Linked DNA regions of Homo sapiens: region 2 is linked to region 1. Evidence: chromatin loops called from intact Hi-C (ENCODE). Cell type or tissue: psoas muscle. All regions are shown on one strand. Links, peaks and the distances in the headings refer to the core of each region. The heading gives the core; the rest is flanking DNA. Region 1 overlaps KIF13A (kinesin family member 13A). Region 2 overlaps NUP153 (nucleoporin 153).

Region 1 (12,204 bases), core at 2,600-10,599:
TATAAAACTGAAATATTATTTTACCCACTTATTATTATTTGTTTAGCAATTTATCAAAAATATTTTTTTTAAGATAAATAAAACTGCAGGGTGTGGTGGTTCATGTCTATAATCCCAGCACTCTGGGAGGCTGAGGCAGGTGGATCACAGACAGGAGTTCGAGACCAGCTGGCCAACATGGTAAAACCCTGTTTCTACTAAAAAATACAAAAATTAGCTGGGCATGGTGGTGGGTGCCTGTGGTTCCAGCTATCTGGGAGGCTGAGGCACTACAATTGCTTGAACCCAGGAGGCAGAGGTTGCAGTGAGCTGAGATTGTGCCACTGCACTCCAGCCTGAGCGACAGAGCAAGACTCTGTCTCAAAAATAAATAAACAAATAAATAAATAAAACCAGGAAAACAGCAGAATGGAAGACATTTATGTTGTGAAATTTTTATACAGGTGGACAGAGAAAATGTAGAAGAGGTACTTCTAACTATGTATCTCATTTGCAAAATGACAATGAAGTGTGATGCTGTTTGTATTTTACTCATGCAGCAATTCAGGTGGGATTTCCACTAAGGGAAGATTTTTCTGACAGATGCCAATTACATTCCTCCTATTAATCAACACCTCCCCCAATAATGTCAACTATTGCTCCTATGAAATGACATATCTTATCTTATAGTTGCATTACTTAGTGGATTATTTTCACTTGAATGACCTGTTGTCACCTCAAAAGTTAACTCAGGTCTAAAAATTAGGGAGATAGTAAGTCTGTGTTTAAGCATATGTGCTTTGGAGTCAAGCTACTTGGCTTTACATCCGACTTTGTACCACTTCCTAGCTGTGTAACCATGGGTGAGTTAGCTAACTTCTATCAGCCTCAATTTTCTCATTTGAAAATGGGGATTTCAACAGTACTTACCTCAGGGGGTTATCTTGAAGATTAAATGAAATAATATACCTAAATTACTCAGGCTCAGTGCTTGGCAAGTAGGGGTTATTCAATAAAAGTTAGTCATTATTTTTATTTTGGTTACTATTTTGCCAGAGTCCTTTCAATAGAGATGGCTCAAGTGCTCCTTCTCTGATAGATTTAGTGAGGTGTTTGGTAAGTAAATTCATATCTGTCCATTGGGGGTGAAGGCTGGTGCTTTCATCCTCGGTCCAGATATTCAGTTACTTGCCTGCCGGAGCCGTTCAAGACTCAGAATGTTTTCCACCTGCAGCACGCCTCGAGTGTACTTCTCAATGTACGTCTCCCCATCTGATGTGCCTTCGTTTTCACTCCTTGCTGCCAGGAGAGCCAGCGTTTCCCGGTCCTCTATCTCCTCAGTTGCCTACGAGGACAGGAAGGAAGTGACAATACTTTGATGTGAACAACGTTTTCATCCAAAGTGTGGTGAGAAAACGTTTTAGAAGTCTGGAGAATGAACACATTCTCCATTATTTAGATACTGATATTTTTTAAAGTAGCATATATATATATATATATATATTTTTTTTTTTTTTTTTTTTTTTTTTTTTTTGAGACAGAGTTTCGCTCTTGTTGCCCAGGCTGGAGTGCAATGGCGCGATCTCGGCTCACTGCAACCTCTGCCTCCCAGGTTCAAGCGATTCTCCTGCCTCAGCCTTCCTGAGTAGCTGGGATTACAGGCATGCGCCACCATGCCCAGCTAATTTTGTATGTTTAGTAGAGATAGGGTTTCTCCATGTTGGTCAGGCTGGTCTCGAACTCCCGACCTCAGGTGATCCACCCGCCTCGGCCTCTCAAAGTGCTGGGATTACAGGCATGAGCCACTGCGCCCGGCCTAAAGTAGCATATATTTTACCTTTGGTATATTGGATACTATTTCATAGGTTACACCACAGGAATAAAATATATTTTTCAGGGATATTCTCCTCTTCAAACTCTGCGTGAAACTCTAGTAGAAAAAAAAAAAAGCTGTATTAAGCTATGTGACAAATGTAAGTTATTTTGTATTTTTTTTTTTTTTTTTGAGATGGAGTCTCGCTGTCGCCCAGGCTGGAGGGCAGTGGCGCGATCTCGGCTCACTGCAGGCTCCGCCCCCTGGGGTTCACACCATTCTCTTGCCTCAGCCTCCCGAGTAGCTGGGACTACAGGCGCCTGCCACCTCACCTGGCTAACTTTTTTTTTTTGTATTTTTAGTAGAGACGGGGTTTCACCGTGTTAGCCAGGATGGTCTCGATCTCCTGACCTCGTGATCCGCCCGCCTTGGCCTCTCAAAGTGCTGGGACTACAGGCGTGAGCCACCGCGCCCAGCCAGTTATTTTGTATTTTACAAATTGTAGAAGCATTACAAGTTACTATGTTTTTGAAATGCAGAATACTCAGCATAACAGAAAAAACTGAAGCTAAGAATCCCTGTCTCCAACCCCAAGGGATACTAACGTCCAGCTGTTAGTTGGGAATTTGACTACAGAATCTGCAGCATGTTCAGGATTTCTGTGGTTGCTTCTCTCTCCCATCTGCTGCCTTCCTGTGATCTCTCCAGGGCTTAATCAGTCTTTCCTGAGATGGCTAGAACAACACTGGAGAGGATCAGTTTCACTGACAGCACCTCTGAGATGGGATCCGTCAAAGCAGTAGGATAGGGATTTGTTTGGAGTCTGCCTTTTGTCCTGGTTTTGTCACTCACTTGCTTGGACCTGGCACTTAATCTCTCAGCCTCAGTTTTTCTACTTTTCAAACAGTGAAATATCACAGCTCCACTGCCTGGTAGGATTACACCTCTCCAATCAGTCAAGGTGAAACTGCCCTTACTGGATGACATTGACCTCTGCTATCCTAATGCCCACTACCTTGGATAAATGAGAATCAGACTATAACTTGGCCAGGATGGTCATGTTTTGCACATCACAGCACCAAAAAACACTGCTTTGTGATAGAGAGAGGGAAAAATCTTTTGAGCTCAGAGCCAGAATGGCACAATCAGGCCCCGTTATTACCTGTTTGTTGTAAATATTGGCTGCAATTCGTTTTCGTAATACTAACTCCATAGCAGCAGGGTGGCTGAGTTGAACTGTGGTTTTCACAATTAGGTAAATCCTTTCATTCTGTGGTGTGACCCTATTCAAGTGAACAGAATCATGCACCGAGGAATCCCAAGAGGCTGTGGCTGAAACCTAGGAGTTGGGGAATGATGAGGAGATGGAAACAAGACAAAAGTCAGATGTAGCAGTTTTACAGGACATACAAGAGAAAGAAAATAAATTCAACTCACTGTAATCAAATAGATTTCTTTCCTCACCTTTTTTAAACAGCAACACAAATGTTCTATTTTTTAAAGTCCCCGGTCTTTTTCCCCAAAGCAAACCATAGCAGTTTAGTGAGCAGGCCCACAAGCCTTGTGTGCTAATCTGAAGCCTTTTAAGAGAAACTTGGGGGTTAATTACCTCATCATCACTGTGCTTTATGATGGGCAGGTAGAAAAACTGGCTGCCATGCTCCTTGGGCAGGATGGAGTTCACGCCGGATGCATGGGGGCCAACAAGCTGCTCATTGGCACTGAGGTCATCCGCTAACCACATCAGGAGCACAGAAAAAACAGTAGGGGAAAGTCAGTTTTTAAGCAAACACCAAAAATTTAAATATATGCTTTTTACAGTTGAAGTTTACACATAACACATTTTTCTTTTTTCTTTCATTCCTTATTCTGCAGTTGAAATAGAGACTCCAAGACTCACAACAGCTTTTTTTCTTTTTTAAAAAATCATTATGTTTAATAGAGATGAGGTCTTACTATGTTGTCCAGTCTGGTCTTGAACTCCTAGGCTCAATGAATCTTCCTGCCTTGACTTCCCAATGTGCTGGGATTACAGGGGTGAGCCACTGTACTTGGGTTTTTTTTTTTTTTTTTTTTTTGAGACAAGGTCTTGCTCTGTTGCTGATGCTTGAGTGCACGGCCTGATCATAGCTCACTGCAGCCTTGAACTTCTGGGCTCAAGAGATCCTCCCACCTCAGCCTCCTGAGTAGCTAGTACTACAGGTACACACCACTATGCCTGGCTAATTTGTAAAATTTTTTGTAGGGATGGAGTCCATCTTTGTTGCCCAGGCTGGTCTCCAACTCCTGAACTCAAGCAGTCCTCCTGCATGGTCCTCCAAAAGCCCTGGGATTACAGGCATAAGCTCATCGTGCCCCACAGCTTTTATTCTTTTTTTGTTTTTATTGAGATGGAGTCCCGCTCTGTAGCCCAGGCTGGAGTGCAGTGGTGTGATCTTGGCTCACTGCAACCTCTGCCTCCCAAGTTCAAGCGGTTTTCCTGCCTCAACCTCCCGAGCAGCTGGGACTACAGGTGTGCACCACCATGCCCAGGTAATTTTTGTATTTTTAGTACAGACGGGGTTTCACCGCGTTGGCCAGGATGGTCTCAATCTCTTGACCTCATGATCCACCCGCCTCAGCCTCCCAAAGTGCTGGGATTACAGGCATGAGCCAACATACCCGGCTGCTTTTATTCTTTAAAAATACAACAGGAGCCAAAAAGTTGCCTTGTGAGTCTCCTATAAGATGGAATGAATATATTCTTTGTTGTCCTAGGTACAAATATATTCATTAAACACACCTCGGAGGCTGAGCGCAGTGGCTCACGCCTGTAATCCCAGAACTTTGGGAGGCCGAGCTGGGTGGATCACGAGGTCAGGAGTGCAAGACAAGCCTGGCCAAGATGGTGAAACCCCGTCTCTATTAAAAATACAAAAATTGGCCAGGCATGGTCGTGGGTGCCTGTAATCCCAGCTACTTGGGAGGCTGAGGTAGAAAACTGCTTGAACCCGGGAGGCGGAGGTTGCAGTGAGCTGAGATCATGCCACTGTACTCCAGCCTGGGTGACAGAGTGAGACTCTGTCTCAAAACAAAACAAAACAAAACAAAACAAAACAAATCTTAGAATTTTGCTGCTTTCTGAGGTCAATTCCTCCTGTAAACTGTTAGGTTTGTTGTCCTACTTAATAACTTACTATAAATTAGAGATTTTAGCAATGAAATCAATTTAGAATCAAAGTTCTGAGCACTTGGGAGAAATATGAAGATTATCTTCTTCCAACATCCTATCCAATATGGGGTTCGCCCCTCACAAATCTCTGTAAATGGCCAACTAGTCTTTGTTTATATACCTCCTATGACAGGGAACTCACTATCTTATGAGGCATACATTCAACATCTAGGCTTTAAAAAAGAAATTCTTCACATGAAGAGCCAAAGCCACCCTCCCTGTGTCTTCCATCCATTATTTTGGGCTTCCTTCTAGAACAGAGGTTTTCAGGCTGTGTTTTGAGGAGCCCTAGGGCCCTGCCAAAGGATCTACCAGGATCCTGCCCACTGCAAACTCAGCAACTCTGCCGTTGTTTTCTACACATGGGGTTCCAGTTAATATTTCGTTTAGAAAAGGATTGTTCTGCTAAAGCACATTGGAAACCATTGTTCTAGACTTGCCCAGGTTCCATCTAATTGCAATATGAAGGACAACCCCTAAGGCAGGGTTATAGTGTGATCACTTCTGCCATCAAAACTATTTGAGGAGAGTTAAGGGCACTAGTCAGAGATGCAGATTCATAGGCCCTTGCCAAGCCTAAAGACTCAGAATCTCTAGGGGTGATTACTTTCCAGGGTAATTTCTATGTCCACTGTTTCAGAGCAACTGTGCTAATGCTCGTGCATGCAGTTCTCAATCACCCTATGTGCTCTTTTTTTGATTATCCACATATCATGCTTATATACGTTTAATGAGAACAAAAATGTCACCCAATTTGGCACATGAATGATTAGAAGAGTGATTTAAGGATCAAAATAATGTGAATCTGGATAGATTACAAACCTTAGTTAAATACAATAATCCCTGTGACTTTAAGTGTCTACTTACCATTCAAATCGAGGAAGAGAACTGGTATGTGGGTTTCCATTCCAGGAGGTGGGATCCTAAATTTAATAACAACATTTAATCATAACAAAATATGTATTTTACATCTTGTTAGCTGATAAAACACCACAGAGCTGTGGAAGCAAAGAGAACCATGGTGGAGATGCAGTTTCCACTAATGAAATACTTTCATATTTCTTGACTTCCCTGTAGACATAAATCATGGGAATTATATGACTTACATAAAAGAACTTCCAGTTATATGAGTTACATGTAATTAATTGAAACAAAGATGATTTTAAGCCTTTCTAAAAATAATTCCCATGAGAGGTAAAGGGAAGGGGGGATGTTGTTAGGGTGGTAACGGGACAGGATCAGAGCCTAGAGGAAGTAAACAAAAGCTCAAAGCTCAAAGGACAGAATGAAAGATGTGTGAAAGGAGGGAGGGTTGTGTACAGAAGAGACCAAGCAGTGTTTTATCAAAAACTGGCCCAGGGATGGGCATGGTGGCTCATGCCTGTAATCCCAGCACTTTGGGAGGCAAAGGCAGGAAGATGGTTTGAGGACTGGAGTTCAAGACCAGCCTGGGCAACACAGGGAGATCTTGTCTTATAAAAAAAAACAAAAAAACACTAGCTGGGTGTGGTGGCACAGGCCTGTGGTCCCAGCTACTTGGGAGGTGGGAGGATGGCTTGAACCTGGGAGATCGAGGTTGCAGTGCACCAAGATCGTGCCACTGGTACTCCAGCCTGGGAAACAGAATGAGACCCTGTCTCAAAAAAACAAAAAACAAACAAAAAAACCCAACTTGCCCAGCTGCATCAGAACCGCCTCAGAGGCCTCTTAAAGTGAAGAGTCCCTTTAGAAATGCAAATTCTTATTTAAAAAAATAAAAAAAGAAGAGTCGTGGGTCCTTCCTTTCTCTTCTGAATCAACATAACTAGGGATGACACCCAGGCCTACATGTTACAAACACTCAAGATGATCTGAAGTTTGAAAACACTTTACACGAGAGAGACTGAAGTAAGGAGACAAACTGTCTAGAGAGGGCTTTGAGGGCCAGAACAAGATTGGGGTGAGTAGGCTGTCTGTAAGAAGTGGCTGGCAGAATTACCGCAAGAGACCTACAGGATTCCAGCACAACAGCAGGAACTGCAGGGAGAAACATCAGGTTATGAATTATGTGCCTGCAGATTCAGAGTCTCTAGTTTCAGAAAACAGACCACGAAACTGATTACTTTTCCCTTTATCATTAGAGATGCAGGTATTATCACTAATGTTTCTATGCCAGTTCAAAAAAGACTATCTGGGCATGTACATTCTGTGTTCAAAAGGAATCTGATTTCTCTTAAATGCCCTGGATATGTTATAATAAAAATGAGAATGAGAATAAGCAGCAGCAGCTAGGATTTAATGAATGGGTATGAAAGGTGTTTTATACACATTACAATATACAAGATAGTATTATCATATATAAGGTATTTTATATACATTATCTCTAATTCTCACAATACTACCAAAAAAATAGCTCCACTAATATATTTTCTGTCCTATTCAAATACTTTCCAGCCAAGATAAAAGAGTTTCTGGGCATCAGGGAACAATGTCCAAGTTGCTTATGCAGAGGAACAGAGGAGTGGTATGTGATTCCTGGCCAGGTAATCAATGCTCTCTCGCTTCCTGTGGGAGAAAGTTGGCTTCGGTGGGGAAGGAAAAAAAGGGATGGAAGCATTAGAGATGAGTGGACATTCCCTAAGTAGTTCAGCTGGTTGGCATTTTCTGTGACAATCCTGGAAAGTCTCTTGCATGGCTCTTGCCACAGGCGACCTGTACCATCTCCCCAGGTCTGCACAGAAGGGAGGGCAGCCTTACCAGTCGGCAGGTGCCCCAGGAATCCCACTGCCTGGGGCTGGCACCAGCACAGCATTCCTTTCCTCAGTCAGCCCTACCCACTGCTCCACAAGCTGGGCTTCCCGCTCCACATCGTCCTCTGTTTTCTCTGCAGAAAAAAATGAGGAGATCAATGCCAACAAGAGAGAAAGTATGACTTCTCAGTTTACAAGGAATAGATTTCAGCCTGGGCAACATAGTGAGACCCCATCTCTACCAAAAAAAAAAAAATAGTTGGGCAGGGTGGTGGTACGCATGCCTGTAGTCCCAGATACTCAGGCAGCTGAGGTGGGAAGATCACTTGAGCCTGGGAGTTCAAGGCTACAGTGAGCTATCATCACATTACTGTACTAAAGCCTGGGCAACAGACAAGAGACCCTGTCTCAAAAAACAAGCAAACAAAAACAATAAACAGATTTCACTCAGTGCTATCTATAAGTGGTTTAACCATCCACTATGTCCCTAAAATGGATTTGAGTCTTTGAAGTTCAAGCAAGAGCATGCATAGGGAGCTAAGAGGGGCTTCAACACCAATTTAAGGAACTGCAAGCCAGAAATAGCAGAAAGAGCATTGGAACAGCAATTATGAGACTGAGGTTATTTTACTGGTTCTGTAATTTGGGGAAGTTATCCAACAGATGAGTCTCCTTAACCTGTCAAACAGGGATAAAAGAAGTCGTATCTACTTCATGTACTTGCTGGAAGGATCAAATGAAATACGGATGTGACACTGCTTTATAGAACTATACATGATGTTACAAAGACAGGATTAAAAAACACCATAGGCCGGGCACGGTGGCTCACGGCTGTAACCCCAGCACTTTTGGAGGCCGAGGTGGGCAGATCTCCTGAGGTCAGGAGTTCAAAACCAGCCTGACCAATATGGTAAAACCCTGTCTCCACTAAAAATACAAAAATTAGCCAGGCGTGGTGGTGGGCGCCTTGTAGTCCCAGCTACTCAGGAGACTGAGGCAGGAGAATTGCTTGAACCTGGGAGGAGGAGGTTGCAGTGGGCCAAGATCATGCCACTGCACTCCAGCCTGGGCGACAGAGGGAGACTCCATCTCAAAAATAAAAATAAAAAAATAAAAAACCCACCATATATCTTACTCTGTAAAATCACCTTTATTTTCCTCGAGGCTTATCATGAAAGGGATTTTATCTGATATACTTTGAAATCCTCTTATTCATAATTCAACTCTGGGGCTCCCTGGGTACAGTCTAAGTGAGTTTTCATTAGCAGCCTGAGCACACACACAAGGCGACATCACATGTTGAGCCAAGGTGTTTTCCTGAGGGAGACTTTCTGCTAGCTTCTACATGAAATGGATTAACATGCATGATGTGTATGTTCTTTGCTGCAGAACCAACCACCGTGAGTGGACCATGATGTCTGGATGACAGACTAAGGATTTTAAGTGCATATTTCTACTCTAGAATCCAAGTGGCCACTGCTAGCATAAGCAAACTGCACCCTTGGAGCTGAGTGGCAGTGAATAGAGTTGTAGGGGCCACCCTGAACCAGCGGAGTGCATGGCAATGGCCCAACAGTGGATAGGTGCTGACCTGCTAAGCGGTTTGGTTTCAGAAGTGACCCTTCAGCTGCTGTATGTCCTAGGTCCTGGTGCCTAAAGTACCTTGTATTGACATACTGGTATTGATCACATTTGTGTTCATCAAAACGAAATTTGAATTTGACATTTAATGTCACAGTTTTATGAGATAATTCTGAGTTTTATGAAAACTTACTACTTTCAAATTTGGAGGCCTCTTAAACCAACAATGTATAATATGATTGACTGATGTCTATAATTGTTACAAGTTCACAAAACTAAACAGGCTGGGCGCAGTGGCTAACACCTGCAATTCCAGCAGTTTGGGAGGCTGAAGTGGGAGGATCACTTGAGTCCGGGAGTTTGAGACCAGCCTGGGCAACAAAGTGAGACCCCATCTACAAAACATTTAAAAATGAGCCAGGAGTGGTAGCTTGTGCCTGTGGTCTCAGCTACTCAGGAGGCTGAGGCAGGAGGATCTCTTGAGGCCAGGAGTTAGAGGCTGCAGTGAGATATGATCCTGCCACTGCACTCCAGCTTGGGTGACAGAGTGAGACCCTGTCTTAAAACAACAACAACAACAACAACAAAAATAAGATACTACTGTCCAGTTAGGGGAAGAAAACGACCTACTGCCATTGTGTAAAAGTGAAAAAGCTACTCCCCATAAAAGAGTTTGATCTCACATACCTGTTTTATTGCTGACTTTTTTTATCTGTTCATCCAGGTATTCTCGTCGTTTAATGAGTGCATCTGACCACCTCTCCCTTACGCAGTTTAAGTCTTCTTCCTAACATCAGGGAGGGAAAATATTTTCCTGTAGACTGCACAGACAACGATTTCTTTCTTTCTTTTTTTAAAAGATGTTTAAATCAACTAGGAAATTTTTCATTAGGAAAAGCTGTTGAACATTGCTGTGTGATTAATATGCAAGAAAGCAGAGAGGCCTCAGTAACACTGCATGTTGATCAAGGATGCTGTTACCCAGAAATCAGAGCCCCTGGATCTCCAGAAGGATAATTATACTTAAAAGCAAGACAAGCTCAAACTATACCAGCTGTCAGATTTTTTTTACAATGAGTGTATGTATATTTAAATCGTAGCTATTCATTGCAGGATTTGTGATCCCAAACAGAAGGACAGCATGAACAGAGCCCAAACCAAGTAACAACAAATGGAATGGAAAATGACAGGCATTTTCATAGCTCCATAGTTCAGTGGTCTGATAACATAGATTTTCTGAAATGCAAAGAGTAGGTCAGCAGAGAACTTTTCAAACTTGCCACAAACATTTTACTTCCAACCACCACGAGGCTAAGCAAAAATCTCCCATGCAAACTCCAACATGCAGTCAGCCATGCTTTAAGAAATCCCCTAGGCAGCCATTGGACTGCACTGTGAAAAATGTGCCAGGAAGCGCACAAACAGCCGCAGGACGTTAGTCAATGGCATTGCTGAGATTCAAGGGGATACTGATATTTCCCTTAAAGGTTTTTCTTCGTGGAATTATGAGTAGGGAAAGAAAATCCATCAATTCTATTAAAAATGCTCTTTGACTTGCCTAATTCTAGTTTAAGACTTAAGACGTTACATCAAGAATAGAGCCCTTGGACCTCTGAAACTTTACCAACAGTGTACCCACATTTTTTTTTCCCCGAAACAGAGTTTCGCTCTTGTCGCCCAGGCTGGAGTGCAGTGGCACAATCTCGGCTCACTGCAACCTCTGCCTCCTAGGTTTAAGCGATTCTCCTGCCTCAGCCTCCCGAGTAGCTGGGATTATAGGCGCGCGCCACCACGCCCAGCTAATTTTTGTATTTTTAGTAGAGACGGAGTTTCACCATGTTGGCCAGGCTGGTCTTGAACTCCTGACCTTGTGATCCACCTGCCTCGGCCTCCCAAAGTGCTGGGATTACAGGCGTGAGCCACCACGCCCAGCCACTGTACCCACATTTTACATGTAGGAAGGCACACTGGGAAAACATCCTTTGAAGATGTGTATGGAGAATCCGTACAAAGACTGGGAACCGAACCCAGAAAGCTTCATCTTGGTTTGCTGCTTTGACTATTTGTACGTAACCCCACACTCCATGATATCAGGCCAGTCAGTGCTGACTAGGTACAATCTCAATTTGCACATCTATATATTTTTTCTAGATTCCCAACCAGAAAAAGCTGAGATTTAAATTCTATAGGTTATGGAGAACTAAGTGTGACCCAAATGAGAAAAGAAAGCTGGCTAAACAAAACACAATTATGCGCATAAAATGTCTCCAATTTTCCTATTCAGCAAAAGTCTTGTAAAGTAAAATGGCATATTACAACAATATTAGCTCTTGGATGTAAGGAGCAGAATGCACTTTAGCATGGGAAAGATAAGAGTCTATCTAAAAGATTATGGATGGATAACTGCAATATTTTAAGATCATCCATTTTTTAAATTAATTAATTAGTTAATTAATTTGCAGGAGACAGGAGTTTTATTATTACTCAAATCAGTCTCCAGATCATCCATTTTAATACAGTGATAATGGTCTTGCTTAGCAATAAGCCAGTAAATCGAGATGGCATAGCAAAAAGGCAATATTTAGTTATAAATTTTGAACTGACAAGGCATCTATAGAAATAATATTGTGTTTGAATACATATAAAGCAAATCAAAAGCAAGTGAAAAACTGCATATTCTCGCTCTAGGGCCCTCCTTCCTCCTCCCTGGCCTCTGCTTTGCGAATGCTGGCAATTAGCAGTAGCTGTGCCCCATGCCACAGGATTGACAGCAGTAGCAATACCTGATAACTATCCATATCATCACCATCCTCATCATCTCTCTGGTAGGAAAAAATAAACACAAAGGACAAGCATTTTGTTTTTCAAACCACATACAGGGAAAATAATTA
Region 2 (12,204 bases), core at 2,549-10,548, 150 kb before region 1:
CCCAAAACTTCTTATCTTCTAGGCCACTCCTATCCCAAAGGAACTTGTGGATCTAACTTGGATCACTCTTTGTACTGGTGCACTAAGTTTGGGGAAATTCTAGTTCACTAATCTGATTATCAGCTATGAAGTTCTTCCTGCTATTCAGCTCACAGAATGACTTTAATAGGATCCACCAACAATCATGCTTTTAACCTTTAAGGTGCTATGTCATTTTTTTCCCCAGGACTTCAGCTTTCAAAATCTCTTGTTTTCTCAGGATTAATTATATTTGTTGTCTATGTTTCTTAATGTTTGATGAGGACTGGTTATCTGTAACTATTTGTAAATAAAGGCCTTCCCATAGATTATGGTAGAAAATACTTCATAAGCTAAGAATCCTTATTTTCCAGGTAGTAGATACCAATTCTGATTATAAAAGCCCAAACAGAAGAGAAAGACACACATAAATATGCACTATATTGAGCTTTGCATTACTGCTGTATTTCTCAAAATTAGATCCACAGATGACTTCACCAGAATCATGAGGGTTTTAAAGAGCAGTTCAAACTGAAAATCCTAGGTTCCTTCCCAAAGAGTTCTGTATTTCTCAACTATGTTCAGTGTAAACCATTAATTGACTTGCTGCATCTGTCAAGGCAACTTGTAAAACGACAACTTGTAAAAAAAAAAATAATAATAATAATAATAAAAAGTTAATACTTACCAGCTGTAGTACTAGTTTGAGCTCCAAAGGCAAAAGTGGCTTTTGCTGGCTGTTCAGATTCCTTCTCAGATGGTTTTGTCATACTAAAACTAAATGTGGACTTTGAAGAATTCTCATCTTTGGTTTGCTCTGAATTCCCAAAGGAAAACACTGGTTGACACTTTGGCTCTTCATTGTCAGCTTTCTTCCCAAAAACTAGGGAAGTAGAAGTGACAGGCTCTTGCTGTTTCTCTTCTGTCCTTCCCAAAACAAACACTGAGGCAGATGGCAGAGAGGCAGGCTCCACGTTGCCAAAAGAGAATCCTCCTTTGGTGGCAGGCATTTCTTCTTTTTTAGCTTCTGATGTCTTACATGTGAAAGGAGCCACTGAAGCACTCTTGGTTTCTATGGTTCCAAGGTTGAAGCTGCTCTTGTTCTCAGAGGTCACTATGGTGTTAGCAGGAGCAGGGGTGGAGTTAATAACACCTGTACCAAAGCTAAAACCTGCAGAGGAAGATTTGGGCAGTTCCTCTTTCTTTTCTTCCTGTCCAAGATTAGATACCCCAAATTGAAATGGAGTTAAAGAAACTGGGTTGCTTAAACCAGAAGAAAGTCCAAACTTAAAATTATCATTCTTACTATCTTTTTTAACTTCTTCGGGCTTAGATTCAGATGAAACTCCAAATTTAAAATCTCCTATTGGTTTAGAAAATTTAAAGCCTTCACTCATGGGGTTTATAGACCCAGAATCGGATGACACACCTATTTTGAATCCTCCCTGATCTCCAAATTTAAAATTTCCAGTGCTTGTTAAAGTCTGAGAAGGCCCAGAAGAGGATGATGAGACACCAAATTTGAAGGATGAGGAGGCTGCTGAGTTCGAAGATGAGGAAGATGTGTCAAAGCCTACAAAAATATAAAAGACACCACATAGACACTCAATGTACTGATCCTCTCAAACAAAATGTAAACACTGTGAAAGCCAAAGAAACATAGGAGTAACTTTGAAAGGGCCTACTTTGAAGAGTATTACCAGCAGCTGTAAACATAATCCAAGGTGACCTATATTTAGTCGGTATGAGAATGATATCTCAATCCTCACAACTATCCTGACAAGCCACTTTTCATTTATCAGACTGGCTGCGATAAAGTTTGATAAAGTTTGTACTAGTGATGAGACTGGAAGTAACAGGCTACACATTGCAGGTGGGTGTATAAATGAACACAAAACTCATAGAGAGCAATCTGTCAATAGTTACCGAAAATTACAAATGCATATACCCTTTGACCTTGCAATTCTATAGCTGGAGTTTGTTTTAAAGATAAACTCATAGACATGCAAAATGCCATATGCAATCCAGGCAGCTATAAACGAAGAAGGAAGAACAAAGATGTGTCCAAGATAATCCCTGATAAAATCAAAGGGGCAGAAAGGGAGTGCGGTATACAGACTTTTCTAACAAGGTAAAAGGAAGTAAGAATATATAGGGGTATGTATGTTTGCCTTGGATGGGCATAAAGAAACTTTGAAAGATTTACAAGAAACTAACCACAGTTACATTTGGAAGTGGGAGGGAAGGTGGAAAAAGAGACAATGGAGAGAAGAGATTGAACCTTGTCACAATTTCTTGATTTTTAAATCTTGTGAATAAATGTGTTATTCACTCAAGCATTTAAAAAAGGAAGGCAACAGAAAAACAGAAGAATTACAGAGTTGAAGCAATGTTTATAAAGTTAAACATCAGACTGGGCGTGGTAGCTCACGCTTGGAATCCCAGCACTTTGGGAGGCCAAGGCGGGCAGATCACCCGAGGTCAGGAGTTCAAGACCAGCCTGGCCAACATGGCGAAACCCCATCTCTACTAAAAATACAAAAAAAATCAGCCAGGCATGGTGGTCTGTGCCTGTAGTCTCAGCTGCTTGAGAGGCTGAGGCAGGAGAATTGCTTGAGCCCGGGAGGTAGAAGTTGCAGTGAGCCAAGATTGCGCCACAGCACTCCAGCCCGGTCAACAGTGAGACTCCACTTCAAAATAAATAAAGAAAAGAAAACAGAGGAGAGCAGAGGAGACGGGAGACGAGAGGGGAGGGGAGACAAGAGGGGAGAGGGGAGGGGAGAAGGGAGGGGAGAGGGGAGAGGGGAGAGGAGAGAAGAGAGAAGACAGGAGAGAAGAGAGAGGAGAGAAGAGAAAAGAGAAGAGAGCAAGCATTATACTGACAAGATCAAAGTCTTGGTTTCATAATGCTTTTCTGCAGCTAAGGAAATCAGAAATGAAGTACTTGACCTACTGGCTCAAAACAAGGATCATTAAGAAGTACTAAGATACTTAAAAGTATGGTGATTACCACACTACAGGTAGAGAACAGTATAAAAAGGGGAGCATGAATTAACAGCTACAGAAAGAGATAAAATGAACCAGAAAGCACAAACTTCTAAAACACTTAAATGCAGTGTTTTTCAAACTGCTAGTTGTATACCATTAATCATCAATTAATTTAGCAGGCTGCAACCAGCACTTCTCTTTTAAAATAAAATAAAACAGAAAATACCAGGGAACCTTACACCTACCAGAGGCAAGTATTATTTTGCAAAACAGATTTCAATCATATAGACATATACGCTGTGCAGGTGATGGCTCACAATATAAAAGGTTTATTCCTGACTTTTGGTTTGCAATCAAGAGTTTGAAAGCTAATTACAAAGTAGATAAAGCTTGCTATTATTTTTGTTTAATTTGTATAAATTTAAGGATTACCAGTGCAATTTTGTTACATGGATATGTTGCCTGGCAGTGAAGTTTGGGCTTTTAGTATATTCATCACCCAAATAATGTACATTGTGCCCATTAATTAATTTCTCATCATCTACCCCCCATCCCATCCTCTCACCGTTCTAGGGGTCTACACTCTGTCCACTGAGTACACTTTATTTAGCTACAACTTATAAGTAAGAAGATGAAATATCTGTCTGAGTTGTTTCAAGACATTAATCCTCACACATTTTCTCCTTGCGGGCTTACTCTTTTACAGAAGACTTGAAAAATCTGGCCTCCAGACCAGGCGTGTTGGCTCACGCCTGTAATCCCAGCACTTTGGGAGGCCGAGGCGGGTGGATCACGAAGTCAGGAGATTGAGACCATCCTGGCTAACATGGTGAAACCCCCGTCTCTACTAAAAACACAAAAAATTAGCTAGGCGTGGTGGCAGGTTCCTGTAGTCCCAGCTACTCGGGAGGCTGAAGCAGGAGAATGGCATGAACCCAGGAGGCGGAGCTTGCAGTGAGCAGAGATCGGCCACTGCACTCCGGCCTGGGCGACAGAGCAAGACACCATCTCAAAAAAAACACAAAAATCTGGCCTCCAGTTAGTTTAGGATTAATTACTTTGAGGGAGTCTTCCTTTGTACTTATATAGTAAAATATTAAGAGTTCTTTTCCTGGGACCTACTTTGGGAAACCAAAGCCACAGCCTGTATCGCTTTTAATTTAGAGGTGTATTCCCAGTCAAATAAAAGTCAGTAAGTTCATCTGGGCGCGGTGGCTCACACCTGTAATCCCAGCTACTTGGGAGGCTGAGGCAGGGAATTGCTTGAACCTGGGAGGCGGAGATTGCAGTGAGCAGAGATCGCGCCCCCGTACTCCAGCCTGGGCAAAAGAACAAAACTGTCTCAAAAACAAACAAACAAACAAACAAAAAAACAAACAAACAAAAAAACAAAGAACAGTTCACCTAGGGGGCTAGCAGTTAAAAACAAAAAACAAAAACTCTCTGAGGCTCAATGACACAAGAAATTTTTTTTCCCACCTGGAGAAAAGATACCTCACTGTTGACAAGCAACTAATATGACCTTACAATATTCAGAAACAGATATAACTAAAACATCTCAGGATAATCTCATTTTATATTAATTTTCAAGAGAGAATGAGTGAACACTGAAGCTGTTCTCAAATACTTCATTTTTAAATGGCCTTACAAAAAGGCGCTTTACCATCACCTTTATTTTTATTTTTTTGGCCTTACCTTTAAACCCAGATTTTGTGCCTGGCTTTGCACTTTCACATGCCAAACATTTGGTAGAGTCTGCCTTATTCTGCACTAGGCACAATTCACAGTCCCAGCTTCCCTCGGGTTTCTTGAACTTTTCCAATCCTAGAGAGCCTCCAGAAGGCAGAGAGACAGGTACAGTGCTGCTACTTGAAGCAGGTACTGAACTTCCTAAAAAAAAAAAAAAAAACGGGGAGTGGGGGGAGATTTCATGAAAATTTTAATTTACAGTATGTCAGTATCTTAATGGCACTGCTAAGTTTAAGTGTTCAGTTTCTAATAATATTTCCTATTAAAACACAGAATGTGCCAGAAATAGACAACTGTTCATATTTACATTGTTTAAAAAAAAGAATAGACCTCTCTTTTAACCTTATAAATGATTTCTTTTAACCTTATAAATGAGCAGCTCATAATCACCTTGCTCACTGGTGAGCTCCCCCTTAACCACATGTTTGAACTGCTGTGGTTTAAGAAAAAAAATCATGCTCGCAAATTAGGGGCTCAAAGACTAAATTTTTCTTAAGAATCTTTTTCAAATTTCTTCAAAGCAGCAAGCATTCTAAGACATAAGATGTAAATTGTAGGCAATATCCTAACATATAAAATACACAGCCACAGACCATATGAATTTCAAGATTTGAAAGCATAGATCTCTGCCTCTGAATGATAGCTTTTGCACAGAAGTGCATCTACTTCACATCCACTTCACAATCTAACTTGACACCTACTACATTCCTGACATTTGTTACATGCTAGCCATTTAACAGACATTTATTAAGCATCATAATATACTTGGGTTCTGGGGACATTAAAGATGAATAAAATGTTGCTTAACTTGTAAGATGCTCATGGTCTTAAAGGGGGAAAATAAAAGCACAGTGGCACCATCACCAAGTGACAACCTAAAACAAGTGTGCAAAGAAGGAAGAAATGACTAAGAGGCAGGAAAAGGATACACAGAGGTGACAAATCTTAAGCAAAACTAGCATGTTTGTGGGAGAGGTGGCACAGGAAGAACGGCTTGGTAAGGCCCAAAATATAGTGCTGACAGTGAAGCCATTCATTCTGGTATTCCTACTTCTCTAGATGGCCTACAACTGTCGCCACCTCTTCCATAGTTACCTAACTGATCTCTACATTTTATAGGTATGTTCTCTTCCATCTTGCCAACCAAATTGCTCCCTGGGGTTCCATCTTGGCCCACTGTCCTCACAAACTCTCATTTACTCCAGTGGTTTTTAAATCCCCAAAAAACAGTTTCCTAATCTACACCTGCAATCTACACTTCTGAGCTTGTCACTGTAGTCTCTTAGTTGGTGACTCCACTGTCTTACTTGGTTAGCTTGGCTGGATACTCCTCCTCCTCTACATTTTTCTCAAATCTATTTCAATCAATTTCTGACTCTTCTACTGCTATTCTGGTTCATGAACCCCCCCCATTACTCCCACCACTAACCCATCTCTTGCTTGAGTAACAGCTTTTTTATTGAGACCTCTGATCCTGTTCCTTTGAAATCCATCTTCCTCTGAAGCAACCAGTGCCATGTAGTTTTTGTTTTTCCTTTCTGGTTGCACCTTTTTAAAAGATTAACTGTTCAAAAGCTTTATTCCTGCCACTCCCTGTAAGTTAGCGGACTTTCATTTCAGGCCATCTTGAGTGAACACACTCAACTCTACTCTCATGACTTCAAATATCAAAACTATGGATTAATGACCCCAAATCCGTATCTCCACCCAAAGGGTGTATCCAAAGGCCTTACATACATTTTTTTTTTTTTGAGACAGAGTCTCACTCTGTTGCCCAGGGTGGAGTAGAGTGGCACAATCTCAGCTCACAGCAACCTCCACCTCCCAGGTTCAAGCTATTCTCCTGCCTCTGCCTCCCAAGTAGCTGGGATTACGGGCATCCACGACCACGCCCAGCTAATTTTTGTATTTTTAGTAGAGACAGGGCTTTGCCATGTTGGCCAGGCTGGTCTCAAACTCCTGACCTCAGGTGATCTGCCTGCCTCAGCCTCACGAAGTGCTGGGATTACAGACGTGAGCCACCATGCCTGGTCACATTACATACATCTGAATGTTGACTTCAGCAGCTTGAAATCAACGTCTTTAATTTTATGTCCTCCATTCCTTATTCAGTTCGATCAGTACATTATCTATTGCCTGTATCAGCAGGGGAGGCGGGGGTGGTCCAATCTTTTGGCTTCCCTAGTCCACACTGGACAAAAAGAATTGTCTTGGACCACAAGTAAAATATACTAACACTAGCAACAGCTGATGAGCTTTAAAACAAATTAAAAAATAAAAAAAAAAAATAAATCGCAAAAGAATCTCATAATGTTTTAGAAAATTCACAAATCTGTGTTGAGCCTCATTCATAGCCATCCTAAGCCACATGCAGCCCACAGGTTGCACAGCTTGGCTTATCTTTTTTTTTTTTTTTTTTTTTTTGAGACGGAGTCTCGCTCTGTCGCCCAGGCTGGAGTGCAGTGGCATGATCTCGGCTCACTGCAAGCTCCACCTCCCAGATTCACACCATTCTCCTGCCTCAGCCTCCCGAGTAGCTGGGACTACAGGCACCCGCCACCACACCCGGCTAATTTTTTGTATTGTTAGTAGAGACAGGGGTTCACTGTGTTAGCCAGGATGGTCTCAATCTCCTGACCTGGTGATCCACTCGCCTCGGCCTCCCAAAGTGCTGGGATTACAGGTGTAAGCCACCGCACCCGGCCTATCATTATTTGAGACAGGGTCTCACTCTGTCACCCAGGCTGAAGCGCAGTAGCATGATCTCAGGTAACTGCAACCTCTACCTCCCGAGCTCAAGCAATCCTCCCACTTTGGCCTCCTAAGTAGCTGGGACTATAGGCGGGTGCCACCAAGCCAGGCTAATTTTTGTGTTTTTTGTAGAGACAGTGCTTCACCATGCTGCTCGGGCTGGTCTTAAACTGGGTTCAAGCAATATACCCGCCTTGGCTTCTCCCAGTGCTGGGATTACAGGCGTGAGCCACAGTGTCTGGCCTATTGCCTATATGATTGATACCACTTCCTAATCTATCTTCCGGTCTCCAAATTTTTTTGTTTTCAAATCCATTATCTAAAAAGCCAGTGACTCATCAAAAATACAAACTTGACTGTATCACTCCTCTGCTGAAAATGATGGTTCATCATTGAAAGGAGGACATCCAAGTTCTTTAATACATATGTGAGCTTCCTTTGTTCATGTGTAACAAATTACTTCCTGACTCAAAGTTTTGTTATTCCCCTTCAACTTAAAATTAATTTTGCTTTCCTGCATACATCAAGGGCTTTCTTTTTGTAGGTGAGCAGGGGAACCAGATGGGAAGACAAAAATATTTCATAATGAAGATTCTAGGCCGGGCATGGTGGCTCACGCCTGTAATCCCAGCACTTTGGAAGGCCAAGGCGGATAGATCACTTGATGTCAGGAGTCCAAGACCAGCCTGGCCAACATGGCGAAACCCTGTCTCTACTAAAAATACAAAAAATTAGTTGGGTGTGGTGGCATGCACCTGTAATTCCAGCTACTTGAGAGGCTGAGGCACAAGAATTGCATGCATCTGGGAGATGGAGGTCTCAGTGAGCCAAGATTGTGCCACTGCACTCCAGCCTGGGTGACACAGTGAGACTCTGTCTCAAAAAAAAAAAAAAAAAGGAATGAAGATTCTAAAATCTTACTCATAGGGAAATATCCAGTAGGAATCAGAAATATGGCATGAGGGCTCAGGCAAAAGGTCTAGGTTAGTAACTCAGAGCTGTACATTACAGACACAAAACTGCATATTCATGAATAATGCATTGAAAACAGTGTAATTCCCAGGATATCCATGTTATCATACATCTGTACCATATAATTATATAATATTACAAAACCATCATCCACTTCTGGATGAGTTAAAGATTCAATATGAATCTTCACTAATTCTTCCAACTTTGAACAGAGAAACAGAAAAAACTCAAAACTAACTCCATGTTTCTGGCTGCCTAGATTAGAATTAGTGATTTGGTAATTTACAATCATTGCAACAGCTACAGCCTTTTCATTAACGACTATAGTCTACCCCCTAAAGAAACCTTCCCTGTAAATGACCACTAGCTATCCTGATTTCTATTTGGAGAAGTAATATTTTACTCTGTACAAAGGTTTGAGAAATATTACCCCATTCTAAGATCTTTCAGAATCTGTATTAGTCAACTTTGAACAAGAAATTTCTGATAAAACTGTACAAAAAGAGGAGGTCGTCATATATACCAGACTAGTTAACACATAACCTATCCTAACTGAACATAAAGATCTAGCTGCAAACAAGACATTTTTACCTCAAGATAGTTTAGAAAAATTAATATGTATGAGAAATGCTCATCCTGAAACATCTAAAACAAGGATTCTTAGAATAAATTAAACTGTTCAACAGAAGTAATAAGCAAAATTACTCCATAAAGCCAAAAACATACCTGGTTTCTCAGACATACAGGACACACACTTATTGTCTTCTGCATTATTAGAAACACAGCATACTGAACACTCCCAAGATCCAATGGGCCTTTTGAATTTATCTCCAAATCCTAAGGTACCAGTGGTTACAGTGCAGCTGGAAGATGAAGCAGTCATAGTCTCAGCACTTTCCGAAACCACTGTCAATGTAAGGGCTCGCTTCACACAAGTTCCAGGTTTCGGTGTTTCACAGGCTACACATTTTATTGCTTCAGGTTTATTTTGCACTAAACAGGTATCACAATCCCAAGTGCCTATCACTGGTTTAAATTTGTCTCCAAAGCCTGTCCCTGATGCAGAAAGAGTTGTTTTGCCACTTTTATTTGGTGTTTCAATTCCAGTCTGTTTAGCAGTATCTCTGGGTGACAATTTTGCTGCTTGACAGGCTATGCATTTGTTGTCTGTAACTTTGTTCTGGAGTAGACATGTATCACACTGCCATGATGACCCAGCTTTTAAACTCTCCCCAAACCCAATTCCACTAGAAGAAAAGCTACTTATTGCTGGTCTTGTATAAACTACTGGGCTTGTTGCGGTGGGCTGAGCAGCAACAGAATCTATCTTCGGCGATGCGAAACCTACAATGAACGAAGGAGAGAGTGCAACGTTAGAGAAGCTTTATAAATCAAAGCATTAATTTGATTATTATTACTGAGAAGACGTTTACCTCACTGCACACTTACTACAATCCAAGATGAACTACTTAAGAATTGTTTTTCACTTAAGTAATCATATTTATCAATTACCTAATAAGTTACACTTAAACCATTTAAAATTCTACAAAAGATGTTTTGTTTACAGGATATCACCTTCTCCTTCAAGGAATTTCTAGTTTGATGCTTTCAATGGTACTAATTTACTGATATGTATTATTGCCATCCACATTTTGCTATATTCTGTCTCTCTACAAACACACAATACTCGCAGTCCTCTTTCTCCTTCATCCATTTCTTCTTTTAAGTGTTCCATTGGCTACACCAAATGGCTTCAATGTCATCTTTGAATTTTGTCCAGTCATAACCTACTGCTGTGGTATTCTCTACCTTCAGTAAAATCAGCTGAGCAAGTCCTTCTGTTACCAAAACTGCTGTCATTGAGTTCATTCACTCAAGCTGTATTTTACTCATGAGAATGACTTTTGTAATTGTTTACTTAGGACCAGTTAACTTTTGTCTTACACACAACACCACCATCTGTGATCTGTTTCTCCAGCCTTACCCGCCAAAGAAAAAGAAATTAAAAGGAGAGAAGATGTAGAAGGTTATTAGAGGTTTTCTAGTTCCACAAAATAATCCAGCCTAGAGCTATTTTTAGCTTAAGGACAAAATACCACATGCTTGAGTTATTCCCAGTGGGCAACGTGTTATTTTGCTTATGATTAATTTAAATCACTAAGATTGGCAAGATATTAACAGTAACCATCTCAAGGCATTACAGATTTCTTTTTCTTCTACTTTTTCAGATTTTCCTAATTTCAGTCAAATGAAGATTCTCCCCAAACATTTCCTATTTAAGAAGTAAAAAGGGAGCAGGGGGAGGTTGGCATCATGAATGCAAAGTGTAACCCCAGATACACAAGACAGACTATACACATTTGAGGCTTGCCTACTACTTGGTTAATTCCAGCACAAGCACTCTGGAGTTCTACCATAACTGCATGGAACTGTCCAAGCTACTGGACTCCTGTAGGCAGTATACTTATCTATAAAATGAGAGAGCTGGACCAGAAAAATTGAATCCTCCTAAATCCTGTTGTAAAAGCCAACCTTATTTTTTAAGAAAACCTATCTTATTACACATGGACACATCTGGTGGGTACGTTTAAATTCTTTCTGAGCTATTAGATTATCTCACAGTTTTACATTCTTTTATTCTTTTTTTCTTTTCCTTTCTTTTTTTTTTAAAGACAGAGTCTTGCTCTGTCGCCCAGGCTGGAGTGCAGTGGTTCGATCTCGGTTCACTGCAACCTCCACCTCCCAGGTTCAAGCAATTCTCCTGCCTCAGCCTCCCGAGTAGCTGGAACTACAGGTGCATGCCAGGACGCCCAGCTAATTTTTTCTCTTTTTAATAGAGATGGGGTTTCGCCATGTTGGCCAGGCTGGTCTTCAACTCCTGGCCTCAAGTGATCTGCCCGTCTTGGCCTCCCAAAGTGCTGGGATTACAAGGGTGAGCCACCGCGCCTGGCAAGTTTTACATTCTTATACTATGTATCATAAATGGAATTATGAACATCCTGTTTTCAAACAAAAAATTATTCTTATCTGAGAACTATTTATCCCCTTTCTAATTATTACCTACTAGCTTTCAAATCTTGCTTCAATTCAAGTGAGTACTGCTCCCTATGTATATGTTACAATTCAGCAGATGCTTTCCACTTGGCCTTGTTCCATATTTACCAAACTGGGGAATAATTCAAGAAGGCAGTTCAGTGCTCTCATAAGAGAAAGACATGTCTATGTGTATCATCAGGTTTACTTACTCTTATTCCTCACTGACCTACCTCTATTAATGGAGAATCCATTTCCTCCTCCTACACTTGCCTATTAGAAATTTCATTTTAGTATAGAGTCCTTTGGCTTGTAAGATATTTCCAGCAAAAGAATTACACCTAACTACATCTCTATTCAAAAGTAAATCTCCTACCAAACTAGTCAGAAATTTTTAAAAGCCTAAAGTATAATACAAAATGACATTAAATTGAGATCATGAGTTTGTAATCAAAAGGCTTATCTTTTAATTATCTTACCAGGGCTTTTCAGAATATCTAGAACACTTCCTTCTTTCAGGATTTCTGCAGGTCTAAAAGGACCCTCACAATCTTCAGGTGGTGTCTTCTTACAATTTGTACTGTTCACTGTAGTGACATGATGAGCTGTAATTTTTTTAAATTTAATAACATTATGCCAAATAAAACACTGGACTCTCAAATGCATTTTTAAAAATCTTTCAAAACCATCTTT

Evidence for each region. Hi-C counts contacts between places; a loop is a spot of excess contacts. Peaks named below come from ENCODE experiments on the same cell type or tissue, not always from the same donor. Only the 100,000 strongest peaks of a DNase experiment are listed, where the experiment ranks them.
Region 2: it touches region 1 in a loop (2.0-fold over the local background); 4 of 110 quality-filtered maps call a loop at or near these places.

Annotation. Positions count from the first base shown.
Region 1 is chr6:17,777,776-17,789,979 of GRCh38, forward strand. It overlaps KIF13A (kinesin family member 13A), which reads right to left. Exons shown (of 39, transcript NM_022113.6): 26 at 12,097-12,135; 27 at 10,001-10,100; 28 at 7,740-7,866; 29 at 5,871-5,926; 30 at 3,402-3,526; 31 at 2,955-3,131; 32 at 1,817-1,909; 33 at 1,172-1,324. Among named protein-coding and RNA genes, the nearest start is that of NUP153-AS1, 77 kb to the left of the region's middle. In psoas muscle, for the core only: no CTCF peak of the experiment used is centred there; no DNase peak of the experiment used is centred there.
Region 2 is chr6:17,627,949-17,640,152 of GRCh38, forward strand. It overlaps NUP153 (nucleoporin 153), which reads right to left. Exons shown (of 22, transcript NM_005124.4): 15 at 11,991-12,116; 16 at 9,205-9,822; 17 at 4,702-4,896; 18 at 707-1,591. Among named protein-coding and RNA genes, the nearest start is that of FAM8A1, 34 kb to the left of the region's middle. RefSeq lists silencers at 5,436-5,636, 10,796-10,996. In psoas muscle, for the core only: no CTCF peak of the experiment used is centred there; no DNase peak of the experiment used is centred there; H3K27ac peaks cover 475 bases.